2 separate regions of the Homo sapiens genome follow, and region 2 is linked to region 1. A link is a contact called in ENCODE Hi-C or POLR2A ChIA-PET data. All regions are on one chromosome and are shown on one strand. The core of a region is the stretch at or near the end of the contact, and the rest is flanking DNA. Distances in the headings are between cores, read along the strand shown. Region 1 has its middle 91 kb from the start of SNHG20. Region 2 has its middle 39 kb from the start of LINC01973.

Region 1 (6,336 bases), core at 2,702-5,201:
GAGGAGAATCAGAGAAACAATGGTCATGCCGACCTCAGGCTTCCTGTGAGGGTCAGGACATCCATCATTGTTCCTCTACAAATTAATAGACTGGCCCATCCCTGGTTGCTACGGCAACTGCCCCCAGTGCTTTTGTGATCGTAAAATGGAATTCACTGGAAGTCCTTTTCAAGTGAACTCTTCTCCAGACAAACGGATTGAGGAAGGAAATTACCAGAAGGCCCAGCACCTCTGAACAGGTCTTTGTTTCCAGGAGATGGGCCTGATGAGAGGCTGAGAAGCCACTACCGAAGCCACTACCGGAAAGGACACTATTAATTACAGGGTATTCCAGAAGTTGCCCTGGCCACAGGGGAGGAGCAGGCTCTGTGGTTTCCACACATAGTTCCCAGCACTGCAATTAACCCAGAGCCTTCCAGAAATGTCAAAGACAATGAGGTTTTATTTTTCTCCTTTTCTCCCACTATCTTGGGCTCCTTACTTCAAATTGCCTTTGCCCTGTTCTGATCTCTGTGAAGGATGCCACATGCAGGGGAAAAAAATTCCAGCTCAAAAGCAGAAAATCCCAGAGTCCCCACACCAGAGGCCACCTTGAGGGGTTCTGGGGGAAGCCTCCCTGAGCAGGCCGGACGGTCGACCAGCTTTGCCTGTTTCATACCAAGACTCCAGAATTCAGTTGCAAAGGAAAACTCCCTATCCTGAGTGCCTTCCTTTTTATACAAAAAACAAAAACAGAGGCCGGGCGTGGTGGCTCATGCCTGTAATCCCAGCACTTTGGGAGACCAAGATGGGTGGATCACTTCGGGCCAGGAGTTCGAGACCAGCCTGGCCAACATGGCGAAACCCCATCTCTACCAAAAATACAAAAATTAGCCGGGCGTGGTCCACATGCCTGTAATCCCAGCTACTCAGAAGGCTGAAGTAGAACTGTTTGAACCTGGGAGGTGGAGGTTGCAGTGAGCTGAGATCGCGCCACCGCACTCCAGCCTGAGTGACAGAGCAAGACTCTGCCTCAAAAAAGAATTAAAAAATAAAAATAAAAATAATAAAACAAAAACACCCAGCATTTCCTCCCAATTATATAAGTCATTCACATCCACAGTAGAAAAATGAGAAAATAGAGAAAACCACACAGAATAAGATAAAGCCAATTACAATCCCGTCCGCACCCCAAATACCCACCGCTAGCATTTGGCTGTAAACCTTTCCAGTCCTGTCTCTCTGGGTAACTGCCTTGTTGGCTCCTGACGTCATTGCTTTTTCTCCCCTGCCCTTTCATGTGTCGATGGGAGGAGGTCCATTGTCCCTCACCCCTGGATGCAAACATTAGCAAATGCATGGCCCCAGCTCCTTCTCTTAGGTAATAGCTCGTGGCCACGCTGGGTTGCAAACACAGTCTTAATTTGGTCTTCAGAATATTCAGCTTGTGGAAGATCAGAAATGTGCCGCCCCAAAATGTGCACCTTTTGGCATCAGGCTGTTGAGCTGCGGGCAGTTAAGAAGAAGCAGGTGCAGGAAGCTCTGCACTCCCTCTGTTTGCCTAAAAGCAGGACATAGATTTGTAGAGACAGAAGCTGTCCCACTCCCCTTTCTACCACGGAGCAAAGCTGAGCCACTGAAGACACCTTTGCACCCTTGTGGGCCTGAGGCCAGCTCCAGAGGCATCCACAAGAACAGGTTTCCCCAGCCAGCCTGCACCCGCCAGCTCTGTGCCTCTCCAGGGGGCTGCACCCAAAGTCCTTTCCCTTTGTCTTGTGACTTCTCCAAAGATGTACTGTTCTCTGTGGAAGATGCAACATGATCTGGGATTCAAAGCCATCTCTTTGAGAACCAGGCATTCCCTGGGTGCTTCCTGTGCACATAGGCAACGTGTATGCTGGCTGGGCCTAATCCCAGCACTTTGGGAGGCCGAGGTGGGCGGATCACTTGAGGTCAGGAGTTCGAGACCAGCCTGGCCAACATGGCAAAACCCCGTCCCTACTAAAAATACAAAAATTAGCTGGGTGTGGTGGCGCACGCCTGTAATCCCAGCTACTCAGGAGGCTGAGGTAGGAGAATTGCTTGAACCTGGGAGGCAGAGGTTGCAGTGAGCTGAGATCCTGCCACTGCACTCCAGCCTGGGCAACAGAGCGAGACTCCATATCAAAAAAAAAAAAAAAAGAAAGAAAAAGAAAGAAAGAAAGAAAAGAAAAAGGCAGCATGCATGCTGATGCACGTCTGCCTTTCTCTTGTTAATCTGTCTTTTTGTTCCAGGAGGCTGTTCCAGCTGAGAACTTATGAGTATTGTAGGAACAAATGAGTTTTCCACCCCTACAAGCCCATGATATTTAATCATATCTCTCAAGGGAACTAGGGGTTGAATCTTCTCCCTTCCCCAGCTCAGCCTGCTCCAGTCCAGAGGCTGCAATGGGAAGGGGATGGGGCGGATGATCTGCCCCAGCCCTGGCAGAGAGAGGGGGTTGGGGGGAAGGAGGTGGGAACCTGCTAGGGTGGTCCTCACTCGCCTGGACAGCTTCCCCTCTTGGCTTCCAAGGGCTCCTGGAAGGTTCCCTGCTGGGCTCTGGGTCCCTGTGACCCTGGGGGATGCTCCTCAAATCCTGAGTAGTCCCATGTGACGTCCAGCAGAAGCCCCCCCGAGCATCCTTCTGGGCACTGCCCCATCCCCTTCCAGACGGCCCCACTGGTAGGGTCCTTGGGTAGCCCCTTGTGATTCTCTCTCTGGTCTGCAAGGAACACTCCCATCTCCTTGCCCTGACACACAAACCTGGGCCTGTAGGGCTCCCGCTCCACCACCCGAATGGCCACAGCCATTTCCTCACCATGGAGATGTTTCTGGGGGAGGCAGACCCCTGGCCCCCTCACTCACGCATTTCCAGGCTGGGCCAGGTGTCCATGCTTTGCATTTCTCTGCTGCAGGAGACACATTTCAAGGCTCTCTGCAGGGGGTCCCATGAGTTCTCCTGATGCAGAGACAGAGCGGGGACCCGCCTAGGGGCCTGCCCGCACCCACCCCCCAACCACAGCATGGAAATAAAGGAAAAGTCTTGAGTTCCTTCAGGAGAAATTCCAGGCACTAGCTAGCCTTGGAGAATAAATGAGCAGCCGGATAAGCAGGAAGATAGCAACAAACAAGATGAGAGCAACAGGAGCCTCCCAAGCAAGCCAGAGGAACAAGGTGTTTTGGTTCCTACAGAAACTAAAGATAACATCTTCACATATGTTCTCGAGTTGTTTTTCAGAAACCCCCACTGCCAGCCTCTATCCTATAGACCTCAGATGTGGGGAACCGAGGGCGGCACTCTGACTGCCGTTCTTTGTTCAGAATTTCATCCTGAGAGGCCTGGAGAATCATGCCCATGGCCACACTGAGGTACAGCCTCCATGTATGGGTTTACAACTTTACCTGCAATGCACCCCTCGCTTTCCTGAAATGCATCCCTGCCTTTAAAAACCCTTGCCTGTGCTCACGCCTGTAATCCTGGCACTTTGGGAGGCTAAGGTGGGCAGATCACTTGAGGTCAGGGGTTCAAGACCCACCTGGCCAACATGGTGAAACCCCGTCTCTACTAAAAAATACAAAATTAGCCAGGCGTGGTGGCAGGTGCCTGTAACCCCAGCTACTCGGGAGGCTGAGGCAGGAGAATCGCTCGAACCCAGGAGGCGGAGGTTGCAGTGAGCCGAGATCATTCCACTGCACTCCAGCCTGGGCGACAAGAGCAAAACTCGGTCTCAAAACAAACAAACAAACAAACAAAACCCCTGCTTGTGAGCCGTCGGGAGTTTGGGTCTTCAGCCTTAGCTGCCTGTTCCCCTCGCTTGGCGCCCCGCTGTAAGTGCCCTTTTTGAGACAGCTGGGGAAAGCAGAACAGGGACGGGGGAAGGGTCCCTGTTTTCCTTACACACCATGCTGACTGCAGCCATACTCAGCCATGCAGCCCTGTAACCACAAACGCTTCCTTTCACAAAAATAGGCCAAGTAAATCTAAAACACACAGAGTGCTTAAACCACAAATGTCGTGGCTGTTAACAGTAGGGACTCTCCACAATCCCCAAATGCACATCCCCAGCAAGGTCCTAGCCCGCCCTAACTGTACCTTTGCTTCATTTTAATGGTAAACATCATACCCCGGATGGAAAGTTGAGATGCTAATGAGACATGCGTCGCGTGAAGAAGCGTGACAGAGACTGTGCAGTCATGATGGACAGACCACCCTAAACATGCAATGATGTCATCTGGAGGAGGCCGGAAGGAAAATAAATCAACAGTCCGACCAGCTTTGGGGAGCCAGCTGCAGGTCTCTTCCTGTACTGTCCCCCTTGCTGCTCCAGCTGAAAGCCCTGATAAACTGCCTTGCTCAAGCCCATCTTAGACTCTCGGTCAACTTCTATTTTCTGAGGGTCCACTGGCTGGGAACGCTGTGCTCTTGGAAACTCTCCCTTCTAGGGTTCTGGGAGAGGGTGAGGGGGCTCAAGAGACCGGGGCGGTTCTCCTTCATCCTGCTGTAAATCCTGCACCTGACAGGGCAGGGTCCCTGGTATCTATAGCATCATCTCTCCAGCCAAAACTCAGCCCTGCTCTAACAGCCTGAGACAGTGCCCTTTCTAAATACAGTGCTGTGATATGATGGCAACTCACATGTATCAAGCATTCACTGCAACAAACACTTTGAGGGATTAGCTCGCAGAACCCTCACAGCCCTAGGAGCTAGACACTGCGTGCAGGAGAGGTAACTGACCCAAAGAATGCCTGGCCTCTGACCTGGTTACCGCGGAGGAGGGTGATCTCTAGGCCACACCATGTCCCTCCTGACAGGAGTGTCTTTGTTGCCCAAGGGCTTTGGCCCCTGGAGGGTCCAGCAATGCGGTTTATGATGGGGGCCTCAGGACATCCCGTATCAGTGCCGACCTCCAGAGGGACTGAAGAGGATAGGTGAGTCACATGGTTAGCGTGTGATGGAGCCCCAGGAAAAGCTCTGGACCCCAAAGCCTCAGGTGAGCTTCCCTGGCAGGAAGCACTCTTGAATGTTGTCAGGCATTAGGGCCAGGAGGTGGGAAGACCGCCCAGGGTTCCCTGGGGAGAAGATGGCCAGAGGCTCCGCGTTTAGATCCCATCAGACTTTGGCCTGTGCATCTTGTCCCATGGCTGGTCCTAATTTGTAACTTATTTATTTATTTATTTATTTATTTATATATTCTGAGACAGAGTCTTGCTCTATCACCTGGGCTGGAGTGCAGTAGTTTGATCTCGGCTCATTGCAACCTCCACCTCCTGGGTTCAAGCAATTCTCCTGCCTCAGCCTCCTCAATAGCTGGGATTATAGGCGTGCGCCACCGTGCCTGGCTAATTTTTGTATTTTTAGGAGAGGTGGGGTTTCACCATGTTGGCCAGACTGGTCTTGAACTCCTGACCTTGTGATCCGGCTGCCTCAGCCTCCCAAAGTGCTGGGATTACAGGTGTGAGCTATTGCGCCAGGCCATTAATTTGTAACCTTTTGCGGTAACTATAATTGTTAAGTATAGCACTCTCCTGAGTTCTGTAGGTCATTCTAGAAAATTATCAAATGAGACGGTGGTTGTGCGGGCCCCCAAATTCATAGCAAGCTGGTCTAAAGTGAGGGTGGTCCTGGGACCCTCATTGTTGTGGCTGGGGTCTGAAGTGGGGGCTGCCTTGTGGAACCTGTACCCTCTGACCATAGAGTTTCCAGAATTCACCACAGATGCTGTCATGATCTCTGCTTCACAGATGGGGAGGTAGATGGACACTGAGGTTTCGTGACCTGCCCAAGGCCAGGCAGTTATATAATCTGTTATATAATCTGCAAATTTAAAAATACTTAATCTAGGCCAGGTGCAGTGGCTCACACCTACAATCCTAGCACTTTGGGAGGCCGAGGTGGGAGGATCACTTGAGGTCAGGAGTTCGAAACCAGCCTGGCCAACATGGTGAAACCCCGTCTCTAGTAAAAATACAAAAAAAATTAGCTGGGTATGGTGGAGGGCACCTGTAATCCCAGCTACTTGGGAGGCTGAGGCAGGAGAATTGCTTGAACCTGGGAGGCAAAGATTGCAGTGAGCCAAGATTGGGCCACTGCACTCCCAACCTGGGTGACAGAGTGAGATCTGTCTCAAAATAATAATAATAATAAGTAAGTAAATAAATAAATAAATAAATAATAAAGTTAAAAAGCACTTAATCCAGCTGGGCGAGGTGGCTCACACCTGTAATCCCAGCACTTTGGGAAGCCGAGGTGGGCGGATCACAAGGTCAGGAGATCGAGACCATCCTGGCTAACACGGTGAAACCCCGTGTCTACTAAAAATACAAAAAGTTAGCTG
Region 2 (6,336 bases), core at 1,118-3,617, 850 kb after region 1:
TATTCCATAATTACATGTCGAGAATAGAGAACAGAGTGGTTCAAGAAGTTGTCTCAGCAGCTTATTCGCTGCTTTCAAATGCAGAGTTGGCCTTGTATGGGAACTTGCTTACCCTGTGTCTCGGGGGACAGACCTTCATAGCCTTCCTTGGGAGACCGGCACTTTAAGAGGCTCTATTCCAACCCTGACACATGACTTGCTCAAGGTCACATAGCTGGTAAATGGCAGGTGTCAGAAGCCAGGCCTCTTGACTGCCAGCATTTCTCTGCCTCTCTATCTTTGTGTGTGACTGAATGTGAGACAGGGACACCAGACAGGCCTAGACCCTGCATCCTGGGAGTTTGCAACTCAAAGATATTTCCTCTACTTTCTGTGAACTGCCTTGATCCCTGGCCAGCAAACTAGATGTGGTATCCTCAAAGCCAGACACAGGTGAGCAGCGGGCCTCTGCGGGCTGCAGCAGGGATCCAGGTAGTCATTTCCTGCTTTCACTTAGGACTGCTGTGCACCTGCTCTCCTTCTCCCACCAGGAATAACCACACCCAGTGTACCTCCTAGGGTGTCGGGGCCTCCCCAGCACTGAGTGCCCAGCCTAGTTCAGCCTCCAGGCTTCCAGTTTCCTGGCAGTCAAGTCCATTTGCTCTGGAGCTTTGCAAGGGGCCCCCAGGTCCTTCATCACTGCACCTGCAGCTGCAGTATAGGCCTTGACCCATGGCGAATTCAGCAAGGGTTGAATGGATGATTTGAGTCCACAGGATCTGAAGACCTTGGCTGGGAATGTCAGAGGCGAGGCACAGCCTGCCTGAGCCCAGTGAGAGGAGAGGCAGAGCATCTACAGGGCTTCAGGAGGCCCCTGCTGCAACCCTGCCTGCAAGTGAGTGAGTCGGCTGGAGCTGAGGCTGAGTTTCAAGTTCTAGGGAAATGGAAAGGCCACGAGAAGAAGTAGGACCCGAAAGAAACTTTCCCTTCTTGGAAACGTCCGTGTCGCCATTATCCCCAACAACTTCCTTTTCACCTCCCTGCCTCTAAGGGACCCTCCCACCATCAGCTTTCTCCTCTTTATCCTGTGCCTCCAACTTCCCCCTTCCATGGCTGCTACATAATAAGCATTCAATAAATATGAGTCATTAAATAGTCACTGCTGTTCCTGCCTCTTCCCCCTCTCTATATTAACACATTCAGTGTTCTATCACCTAAGAAAACTAAAACCTTCCAAAATGTTTCCCACATGTGGTCGGCTATTGATGATTTTTATTTCTGCCTTTGCATTTTTACATGTCAGAGGTCTCTACCATGCACATGTGTCTAAGAGGATTACAATGAATAAGAGCTGACATTGGCTGAGCAGGAACTCTGGGCCGTCCCCGGTGCTAGGAGTTTCCTATGCACCCTATTGGTTCAGCCTCTCGACAATCCCATGTAGGGTTACCAACTGTCCCAGATGGCCCAGGCCTGAGGGGCTTCCTGGGACAAGAGACTTCTATTGCAAAAACTGGGATAATCTCAGGCAAACCAGGAGGGTTGGCCACCTTCCACCAAGGAGGCGCTATCATGATCCCCATTTTATAGATGAGAAAATTGAGGCTCAAAGAGGCTTAAAACTCTCCCTCGGGGCCAGGCACGGTGGCTCATGCTTGTAATCCCAGCACTTTGGGAGGCCAAGGCGGGCAGATCACTTGAGGTTGGGAGTTTGAGACTAGCCTGGCCAACATGGTGAAACCCCGTCTCTACCAAAAAATACAAAAATTAGCCAGCTGTGGTGGCACATGCCTGTAGTCCTGGCTACTTGGGAGGCTGAGGCACGAGAATTGCTTGAACCCAGGAGGCGGAGGTTGCAGTGAGCTGAGATCGCACCACTGCACTCCAGCCTGGGTGACAAAGTGAGACTGTCTCAAAAAAAAAAAAAAAAAACCTGCCTGGGAATCTGATCAAAAAAGGGGCAAGCAAAGGACGTAAGTAGACATTTCTCCAGAGAAGACATACCAGTGGCCAAGAAGCCCACGAAAAGACGCTCACCAGCATTAGTCATCAGGCAAATGCAAATCAAAACCACAATGAGGTTGAGGTGCCACTTCACACGCTCGACAACAGCTATAATTTTGTTTTAAAACTGAAAATAAGCGTTGGTGAGGTTATAGAGAAATTAGAACACTTACACATTGCTGGTGGAAATGTAAAATGTTTCAGCCACTGTGGAAAACAATTTGGTGATTCCTCAAAAAGTTAATCATAAAATTGCTATATAATCCACAATTCCACTCCTATGAATATAGCCAGAAAAACCTGAAAATAGACACTCAAACAAATACATGTGCACACACGTTCATAGCAGCATTATTCATGCCAGCCAAAAGGTGGAAACAACCCAGATGTCCATCAAACAATGAATGGACAAATGAATTTTGGTCCATCCATACACCGGAATATGATTCCTTAAAGAGGAATGAAGCTCTTAGATGAATGAAGCCTAAGAACATAAAGCTCAGTGAGAGAGGCCACAGGCCACAGGCAAAAGCTCCCATTTAACCTGATTGCATTTTTTTTTTTTTTTTTTTTGAGATGGAGTCAGTGTCATTCTATCACTCAGGCTGGAGTGCAGCGGCACGATCTCGGCTCACTGCAACCTCTGCCTCCCAGGTTCAAGCCATTCTGCGTGAGCCTCCCAAGTAGCTGGGATTACAGGCATTCGCCACCACCTCCAGCTAATTTTTGTATGTTTTAGTAGAGAGGGGGCTTCACCGTGTTGGCCAGGCTGGTCTTGAACTCCTGATCTCAGGTGATCCGCCCGCCTCAGCCTCCCAAAGTACTGATTACATTTTTATTAATTGTTCAGAGGAGGCAATGCATGCAAACAACGCAGATTGGTGGCTTCCAGGGGCTGGAGGAGGAGGAAGGAGGACTGACTGCCACTGGGTACGAGGTTTCCTCTTGGGTGATGCCAAGGTTTGGGAACTTGCAGAAGTAGTGGCTGCACAACATTGAATATACTAAATGCCAGGAATTGTACACTTAAAAACGGCTCATTTTGAGCTGTGAGCTTCACCTTGATTTACCAAAAACAACAAAAACAAAACCTGTACTTCAGGTCACACAACTGATGAACACAGAGCCGGCCCCGGAGCATAGGACACCCACCAGCCCGCCTTCCGTGACCGCTGGAGCCTGTGTCGCTGCTAGTCCCCCCTAGCTCAGGCCTGCCTCCCCATGCTTCTCCAAAGGCTCTCTCTACTTGTCCACTCGCCATTTGCTTGTCACCGGGGTCAGGCTTCCCCGACCACCACCCTGTGCTGGTCACCCACCCTCTTCCACTGGGCAAGTCCAGTGAACGGCACTGGGGGGTATTTGCCATTCTCCCCACCAGACTGCTGCAAACTGCCTCATAAAATTACTCAGAAAAACCCAGGGAGGCCAAGCATGGTGGCTCGCACCTGTAATCCCAGCACTTTGGGAGGCCAATGTGGGCAGATCACTGAGGTCAGGAGTTCGAGACCAGCCTGGCCAACATGGCGAAACCCCGTCTCTACTAAAAACACAAAAATTAGCTGGGTGTGGTGACGGACCCCTGTAATCCCAGCTACTCAGGAGGCTGAGGTGGGAGAATCACTTCAACCCAGGAGGTGGAGGTTGCAGTGAGCCGAGATTGTGCCACTGCACTCCAGCCTGGGTGGCAGAGCGAGACCCCATCTCACAAAAAAAAAAAAAAAAAAAAAAAAAAGAGAGAGAGAGAGAGAGAGAGAACCGAAGGGAAAGGAAGAAAAGAAAAGATAAGAAAAACCCAGGGAGGACAAGACCCAAGCAGCCAAGCAGGTCACCTCCTGAGGCCGCTGCTTTGCCCCTCTAAGGACGTCTCAGGGCTATGTCTTCCTATGCCCCCCCTTTTCCTCTCAGTCAGCCCCCACCTCACGGGCCTGCCCTGCAGGGTGTCGGGGGGCTCTTCCTTCTTGTTTTTCTAGCCTTCGCTCAGCTCAGTCAGTCGGAGCCTGACCGTGGGGGCAGCTCCTCTCTGGGGCCGGAGAATCATTCCTGTCTCCTGTCGAAATGACCCTTGGTAGGAAGGTAAGTTCACTGTCCCCAGAAGGCCTGCGGGAAGAGGCACTGCATTTTACTCAGAGCCCCTGGCAGCTGGGGAGCTGAGGAGGGGCCGTCTGTCTCCTCTGTCTGTCAAGACACACTAGAGAAACAGGTGGGGAGAGAATCCGCAGAGCTGCCCGCAGGTGGCCCCCTGGGTGGGACTGGGCCTCTCTGCTTCCCGGGGCTGCAGGGAAGGTGTCACAGGCTAAGGGTGGACTCTGGACACGGCTGCAGCTCTCACCATTCAGCTGTGGGGTCTCTCTTCGCACCTCCATCCCGAGGGTCAGGGAAGGACTGGGCGGAAAAAAGCCAAGAAGCTGGTCTCATCCACAGACACATGGGGCTTCAAGGTGGAGGAGCCCCAGCCCAGTGGGGTGGACAAGGTGCCGGGGACTGCATAGTGACCGTCAGGGCAGCCATCAGCTCCTCCTATGAAACCCCACAGGGGTGGCTGGCACTTGTCACCCTGAAGAGGCTGCAATTCCCTCGCACAGGTCATCTTGGAACAGGCAAATTCATTATAGACCCCTGGGGTCAGGAGGGGGCTCAGTACAGTCCCAGAAGGTTCCATGAAAGCCAGAAGTAGTGCCCTCAGCTTCAGCCAGGACCCTCCTGCCTGCACATTTGTTGACCACCCAGGGCCTGGGTGCTCCTGCCTCCGGCCCCCTTTCCCCACCGTGAATCCATATGGTCCCTTCTTTCCCAGCACAGCCACAGGACAGCTCTGTCACACCCTCCCCAGTGACCTACCATGAGCCACCTGGGCCGACTGGCCCTCCTTCCCCACAGAGCCCCTGGCACCCAGGACTTCCTGGCAGGTGCTGGCCCTGAAGTCCTGGGCTTCCTCTGGGCTCCTATGTGAAGCCAGCGCCCTGGAGGCCAGGTGTTTCCTGTGGGTGGGGGGGCCTGGAAGGTTCTACCACACTCACATTCCACCTCCTCCTCTGGGGCCTCCCACTTGTGGCTCAGGCCCTGCTACTGTTAATCAGAGGGAAGAGAGAAGGCCCTGGGGATGGGGTGTGTGAAGGCCTGGACTGTCTACCGCAGGCTGGGCATGGGGTGGGGAAGTCTCAGGGTAGCAGCAAGGCAGGAAGGGGAGGAACACCCAGAGCTTGGGGGCAGAGATAAGTAAGGAGCCCCCAGTTCCAGGCAACCTGTGGGTGTGGCCTCTGGGGACCAGCCAGACAGCCTGGCATGGACAGCCTCACTCTTCTCACTGCTTTGCAAATGCCACAGGTGGTCAAGCACCCACGTGGTCTTCACACATCTGCACCTTGCAGGTCCAGGATGGAGCTGTGATCATCGCTGGATGGGAAAGCAGCTTCCTGTCTCCCTCTCAGCAAGTGGAGTGCAGTGGGGTGGGCAGCTGCTTGCTGCAGACTCACTCCTATCCCCAAAGAAGCCTTGAGAGGAGGCCCTACCATATGGGGAGACTGAAGATCTGAAAGGCCCAGCTTGCCCAAGGAACTCAGCCAGTGAGTGGCAGAGCCTCCTCCCGTCCCAAAACTCTGCCTCTGGCCACCCCCAAGCACTGCCCCTCTGATGGCATCAGGGACGCGATAAAGAAACCTCAGGCAGGGCCGGCCGAGAGCCCTTCTCCCAGGCTTGCCTCCAGCTGTGCAGGAAGCCCACCTGCCCAAGACTCACCTGCGGCATTTGGCGAAAAGCAGTCCTGGGCTCCCACCCTCCCCGGCCTACTTGAACAGGATCTCGAGGGGTGGACCCAGGACTCTGCCCAAGACTGTTGAGTCCCTCCCTCCCCGGTCTTTGAGGTGGCAAGGCTTCCCCTTTTGCCTCCACTCCCCTGTTCCTGCCACAGCAGCCTCCTAGGACTGTGTTGCTCTTTTCCTTTGAGTTGGTCTGGCTCTGCAGGGGTCACCCAGGCCCCAGGCTCTCAGTGGGTGGGGATCTGATGTAGCACTGACATGTTTCATCCACTTGACTGGCAGGTCAAGGACAGCCTGGAGGTGGGCAAGTCATCAGGACCCCAGACCAGGAACGATGGAGGCTCCAAAGTCCACCAGTAGAGGGAAGAAAATAGCCGCTGTCCCCAGGCAGAGCCACCAGTCACACAGGGACGAGATCTCAGAATGAGCACTGGGCAGGGTTCTCTGGGATGCTGAGCTCTGGTCTTCCCTGTGAGCGGCCTTGGACAAGTCATCTGCCCAGACCCTCCATACCCCGTGCTGTGTCTTCTCAGAGAGTGAGCGTTCGGAAGCATGGCGCTCTCTGAAGTCCGTGGCTGGGATGTCCATGGCTGTGACG

Evidence for each region. Hi-C counts contacts between places; a loop is a spot of excess contacts on that map. ChIA-PET counts read pairs that join two places held with the same protein, here RNA polymerase II (POLR2A). Pooled maps may share reads with other maps.
Region 2: a map of CD4-positive, alpha-beta T cell shows a loop between it and region 1 (6-fold over the local background). The contact joins two enhancer-like sites. A Hi-C loop is called at or near these places in 1 of 168 maps with a recorded cell type or tissue (CD4-positive, alpha-beta T cell) and 4 of 50 pooled maps. POLR2A ChIA-PET finds 5 or more read pairs at or near these places in 2 of 52 experiments (CD8-positive, alpha-beta T cell and CD8-positive, alpha-beta memory T cell).

What each region holds. Positions count from the first base shown.
Region 1 is chr17:76,994,245-77,000,580 of GRCh38, forward strand. No RefSeq gene overlaps it. Among named protein-coding and RNA genes, the nearest start is that of SNHG20, 91 kb to the right of the region's middle. RefSeq lists enhancers at 955-1,496, 3,667-4,207, 4,163-4,242. Within about 2 kb of position 3,952, at least 5 of the 41 ENCODE cell types and tissues checked have a DNase peak (open chromatin) inside an H3K27ac peak, as active enhancers do; they include CD8-positive, alpha-beta T cell, where a contact is called at or near this core.
Region 2 is chr17:77,841,709-77,848,044 of GRCh38, forward strand. No RefSeq gene overlaps it. Among named protein-coding and RNA genes, the nearest start is that of LINC01973, 39 kb to the right of the region's middle. RefSeq lists a silencer at 2,028-2,127 and enhancers at 3,747-4,396, 4,397-5,044, 5,045-5,694. Within about 2 kb of position 2,368, at least 2 of the 41 ENCODE cell types and tissues checked have a DNase peak (open chromatin) inside an H3K27ac peak, as active enhancers do; they include CD8-positive, alpha-beta T cell, where a contact is called at or near this core.